Linked DNA regions of Mus musculus: region 2 is linked to region 1. Evidence: chromatin loops called from intact Hi-C (ENCODE). Cell type or tissue: heart. All regions are shown on one strand. Links, peaks and the distances in the headings refer to the core of each region. The heading gives the core; the rest is flanking DNA. Region 1 overlaps Cpne8 (copine VIII). Region 2 has its middle 25 kb from the start of Mir7648.

Region 1 (2,922 bases), core at 254-2,753:
CTTGTCAGTAACCATACTGGCACCATGTGATAGGAAGACATTTTCTGTGTCTTTATTTTATAGTAGCTGTCCTTTGATTTGACCATCTTATGTATAATCATATCCCATTTACCAGAAGACTCAATTTTATATTTTCAAGATGAGTTCCTATGGTGTTTATTTTCATAGGTCAGTATATGCAAAGGGTGCTTGTTGTGCTACGGCTTGGCCCTTGCATTTAATGCAGTGCCGTTCTTCTTGGCTACATGCAGCTGCTGGCCAGCCTATCATTTCCTTTGGAAAAAAATTTAAATTATATTTTCCACTAAAAGGAACATAATAGCCTTGAAGTCTTAGACTTGAAAACTCACTAATGGACTTCTGCACTGTAGAGAAATCAAACACAATTGAGTAGACAGTAACTAAAAGCCAATTTGCCCGAACACAAATTTGTTTTCATAGTTAGACAGACAAAACCATGCATCAGAGCAGCCATAAAGAATGTCCCTTTACTCTGGAGACACTACATAGGGGAAGAGTTGAAAAGAAGACGTGGAACCCCACACATGCTGTGTTTTCTGCTGAGCAGAATACATCCCCTGTATTCGCTATTACTAGGATAAGTCAGCACACTATGGATAGTGCTGCCTTCTTAACGTACCTGTTTAAGAGTCCGAGTTCAGAGATGACAGAGCACCGTCACCATACCTGGGGACTGGTTTTGCTTTATTATTTTTTTAACCAAATGTCTCTCGCTGCAGTGTTCAGAAATGAGAGATTAAATAACAGAAGAGAGGGTGATCTGAGTGGTAAATTGTCAGGGTAGGAGGATATGTGCAAAACAGCTAAAGGATATTTTGCCCTGGGAACTGTCAAGTTGATTTGACAAGAGGTAGTGACAGGGGGGAGTTGTTGGCATTTCCCTGCTGTCTGATAGTGTACCTGGCCACAAGACTGAAGAACAGATGTCCCTTGGGGAAACACTTAGATAATTCAGGATTAGCAAGTAGAAAGTTCTCACACTTTTCCCCTACTCTCAACATACTTCTATTATGAGTAAAAACCTGTTGGTAACATTGACTTTCTCTGATAGGGCTCTCCGCTGGGGCTCAGGTGGCCTGTCAAAGAGTTAGAAGTGATGGATACCTCCTCCAGGGATAAACACCCTAGGTTTATTTTGTTGTTGTTTTATTCATTGTATATCAACAGGCACAGAAGAGGAGAAGAACTCTAAGCATGGTGATTTTAGTTCTGATAATTCTAGAATAGAGCAAGATTCTCAAAAACAAGCTGAGGTAAAAGAGCCTAAGAAAATACAGAAGAAAGTGATATAAGACACACAAAACCATTTGTTTGCATGCTCAGGAAAGCACAAAACTGGAAGCCAAAATACATATGGAAAGGACCTGTAGAGGTGTGTGTGTGTGTGTGTGTGTGTGTGTGTGTAATTATAAAAATTAAAAGGATAAAATTAAAAGAAAAAAGCCCCGACATAATATTATGAGACAAAGAACCATCAAAGATACCTTTGAGCCCATTTTCCGTGGGCCATCTATTGCTGGGCACACAGCCCATTCTTAAGCATATTTTGTTTCCTCAATGAGACTCCCTCGGGGAAGACAACATTTTTGCTCGTGAGGTCATCACAAGCAAAGCCTCTAGATTAAGGATGGAAGCCTTTGTCCACGGCTTCTCTGCTCTAGGACACCACCTGGTGTTGACCAGTGCAAGCCCATGCATATGTCAGCGGTCTCTGAGTTCATGAGGGGAGGTAGGGAGGAATGGGGGGGGGGAGCAGAGAGAGAGAAAACCCAGCAACCAGGATACATTGTATGGGGGGGGGGAGAGAGAACCCAGCAACCAGGATACATTGTATGGGGGGGGGGAGAGAGAACCCAGCAACCAGGATACATTGTATGGGGGGGAGTACGTTTTCAATAAAATAGAAATAGAAAGACAATACCAATAGAGCATGTGGTGAATTAAGTCGCATGCATAGCTACACATACACAACAAATAGAACGTGCACAAGAGAGCCCATGCCAATAAAAACAATTTTATCTTTAGAGAGAGAGAGAGAGAGAGAGGAAGGAAGGAAGGAAGAGAAAGAAAGAAGTCTATCCTACAGTGCTTGCTAAAAAGCTTAAAACTTTTTTAATTAAAAAATTAAATTCTGTGAACTATTGATTTAGAATAAATGAGAGAAAAAAAAAAACCAGAGCTAACCTTGTTTCTTTACACCTTTAAGTTTTTGTTTACACTGTCATCTTGCCTTTAATGAAGTGATGTGACTTTGCAAAAGTCATGCCCTCCCATTCTCCCCCACCTGAAGAAGGTTGTACACACTGTGAGCTCTCTCCTGTCCTAGCTTAGCCTTCAAGGGTGAGCTATTCCCTTCTGTCTATCACATGTCTGACAGCTGAGGAAGAGGTATTGGGAGAACAGAGTAAAAGGGGTTATCTTCACTCCCATCAAAATTGCCCCTGCTATTTAGTTTCCTATATGTTTAACTTGTTTTCTTTGTAGCAGCTGGATTGTTTTAAGTGTACAAATAACAATCGTCTTTTTTTTTTTTCGGTTTTTCGAGACAGGGTTTCTCTGTGTTGCCCTGGCTGTCCTGGAACTCACTCTGTAGACCAGGCTGGCCTCGAACTCAGAAATCCGCCTGTCTCTGCCTCCCGAGTGCTGGGATTAAAGGCATGCGCCACCACGCCCGGCTCACAGTCGTATTCTTTTTTTTTTTTTTTTTTTTTTTTTGTATTCTTAAAGTACATTTTGAATAACAGCTTCCACGCAAAGCAAGTTTTCACAATAAGTTTGTCACAGTTACATTACAATATGAAAAAGGAATGTTCTTGGTGTCTCTGGAAGAAATACATTTACATAAACTTTCAAATCCTATATGCAGAAATTATTCTATATCGTAAATTAATGTCTTCCCTC
Region 2 (2,922 bases), core at 302-2,801, 240 kb after region 1:
GTCTCCTTGCTCAGTCTCATTTGGTAGCCATATTGCTGTGATCTCATGGGTGAATCTTCCGTTCATTTCCAGGACACTCGATCTCACAGCAGCAGATTCTCTGATCTTCTGGCTCTTACAAGCTCCTGCCCCTCTCCCACCGTGTTCCCTGAGCCCACACTGGTGAGTGCTGGCTTGTCCTCAGTGCTATTTAATATTATTAGCGTGCAGCTGGACTATAATTTATGTATTTCCTACCCCCCAAGAGCCTATAGGGATTGGTTCCAGTTTACTGTAGTAATGTCGAAAACTCTGCTCTGAAGTTTTGTGCCCTTTGCCGGACAGACCCTAACTCCTCTCACACATATACCCAGGGATGGGTCCACTGCTTAGGGGTTTACAGTAATCAGTTTTCTAAGGTCATTTGATAAACTGGTCTTGGATGTATGCAAGGTGACTCCGTGTTCTGCTTTTTGCAGTCGCCTATCTCCTCGAGCTTAATTTGCATGTCGTTTAAGTGATCAGTAGGTTGACTCTTGTTTTCCCTTTTTAGCCATGAATGTATGCTCTTTTATGAAATTTTACAAATATTCCCGACCGGATCCAAGCCTCACTGTCTGGATCACCATTTCGCTTCCTTACTCTTCTTACTTGATGAAGAAGACCCTGTTCAGTTAAACACACGTGTTTTATCTTCGGTAATGAGTACAGAAAACGCAGTTAGAAGACACAAGTGTAAACCAGCTCCTTGGCCATAACATAAAGAGCCCCGGTGACTGGACTCTTCTCATCCAATTGAACGGGAACTCCACGTGTTTCACACACATATAATCCCATCCAAACATTCCTAACACTTAAACCAGGATGAGTGAAGATAACAATGTAGTCTTCACATAACCTATATTGGCAGAAATATCATGCCATTTTTTATTTAGCTAGTATATAAAAGTGAGTTTTATTGTGGCATTTTCACATATAAACCCCTGTATGCTCACATTCGCTCCGCTGTTGCTGCCCTCCTTTGCCGGGAGGCATCATTAAGTGAATGGCATCATTATTGAGGTGTTCACTTAAGCATGCATATTCTTTTCCTTCTGGACATGGATTTTTTTCCTTCTGAGGCACTGTATTTAAGAGACTTGTAAGCGGAAAGCTTCCACGGGCCTCTGGTTTCCCTAGGTAGGTGACAGCTAAAACTATGGAATAGCTGGAATTATCTCACCTGGCTCTGGCCACAGTGAGAGCAGATATACAGTGCCAGCTAGTGGCTAGAGTGCAGTATTACAACACTAACATCCCAGTCAATGACTTTTGGAGAAGTTCACCTAGATAGCATTTGCTAAAATGTTATCTGCTGAAAGTATTTTTCCCCCTCTCATGAACCCATTCCTAATTTCCTAGCACATACCTTCCTCATTTTCATAAATGTATGCATACAAAATATACAAAACTAAAATAAGACCTTTGAAAGAACCAGTGGTGTTGGTCTTTCTGAGACTGTTCCCACACTTACGTGTTTCAGTTCCATCCATTTTACTGAGGATTCAGAACGTTGTCTGTGGCTAAATAAAGCCCCATTGTGTATATGTAAAATGTAGCCTCATTTTCGTTATCCATATGTTTACAAAGGCTGATTGAGATTTCTTTGCTGTTGTGAATAAGTCAGTCTTAAATGCAGACCTGCAAGCGTCTCTGGGATTCAGTACCCTCTGGCTACATGCCCAGACAGTGGTCACAATCGTTACAATGTTAACTTTCTGAGACAGTGCTATACGACTTCCATACTGGCTAGTAAACCTCCATCAGCTGTGCAGGAGGGTTCCTCTTTCCCCACCTCTTTGCCAAGGTTGCTGTATCTTTTCTTGATGATAACCATCCTGATTAAGGTGAGATGGACTCATGGCAGTTTTAGTTGGCATTTCTCAGATGGACAAGGCTAGAGATCAGTTTTTTAATATATTTATTGGTCATTTATATTACTTCTTGTGAGAACTACCCATTCGTTTCATTGTTCCACTTGTTGATTGACAAACTGGGGAAACATTCACTTTTTTTTTTGCAGTTTAAAAATATATACTATAGAAATTAATCCTCTGTCTGAAGGATCGCTGGCACACATTTTCTCCACGCTGTCTGTTTGCTCTACTGTGTTTCCTTTGCTATGCATAAAGTTTTCAGTTTCATGTGCTTCAATTTGTTCCTTCTTGACCTGTCCAGTCAAGTTTTTGCACACACCTGCATCCTGAAGTCATGTTATCATTGACCAGTTTCAGGTTTGAAATTAAAGTCCACTTTGAATTGATGAGATAGGCATATGGATTTATCTTCATTCTTCTACAGGAGGGTACCGAATTTTGCCAGTATAATTTGTCCACCCCCCAGATTATGCTTTGGGACTTTTGTCAAATATTTGCATCAGGCTGGAAACTTCCTAACTACTGGCTAGTGTTCCAGAGCCAAGAAGTGTTCTGCAGACTGCTAGAGAATAACTATCAACACTCTTACTAGAATCCTGCATTCCACATCACTGATGGGCCAGGCAAGACACGTTCAGTAGAGCATGTCATTATGCAATAATAGAAAATCTGATATTGGAGTAACTGGCTGCTCTTTGCCTGGATTTGAGGCCTTCACATCTAGAACAAAAAGTATGCTCAAAATCTCATGGCTAGGAAGTTCATAGACCCCGGTTGAGAACTACCCTATTTCTATTCTGCTAACTCAACAGGGTATGCCTGCAAAATCACCTTCTAAACATTTGTATTTATGTCCACAGATCAATGCTGTTGTCAGCCTTGTACAGAGAGAGACTTTGAGAGTAGTGAGGAGTGGTTACTTCACAAACGCATAACTGCTCGAAGAACTGACATTCACTGAGTGTTGAAAGCAGAACCCGAAGGGGAACACATCTAGCACCCTTTCGGGGCTCAGAGAACATCACAG

Evidence for each region. Peaks named below come from ENCODE experiments on the same cell type or tissue, not always from the same donor. Only the 100,000 strongest peaks of a DNase experiment are listed, where the experiment ranks them.
Region 2: it touches region 1 in a loop (2.0-fold over the local background); 2 of 42 quality-filtered maps call a loop at or near these places.

The regions. Positions count from the first base shown.
Region 1 is chr15:90,490,546-90,493,467 of GRCm38, reverse strand. The region is part of intron 19 of Cpne8 (copine VIII); the gene reads left to right. Among named protein-coding and RNA genes, the nearest start is that of Gm36480, 140 kb to the right of the region's middle. In heart, for the core only: a CTCF peak has its summit at 1,669; no DNase peak of the experiment used is centred there.
Region 2 is chr15:90,248,163-90,251,084 of GRCm38, reverse strand. No RefSeq gene overlaps it. Among named protein-coding and RNA genes, the nearest start is that of Mir7648, 25 kb to the right of the region's middle. In heart, for the core only: a CTCF peak has its summit at 1,259; no DNase peak of the experiment used is centred there.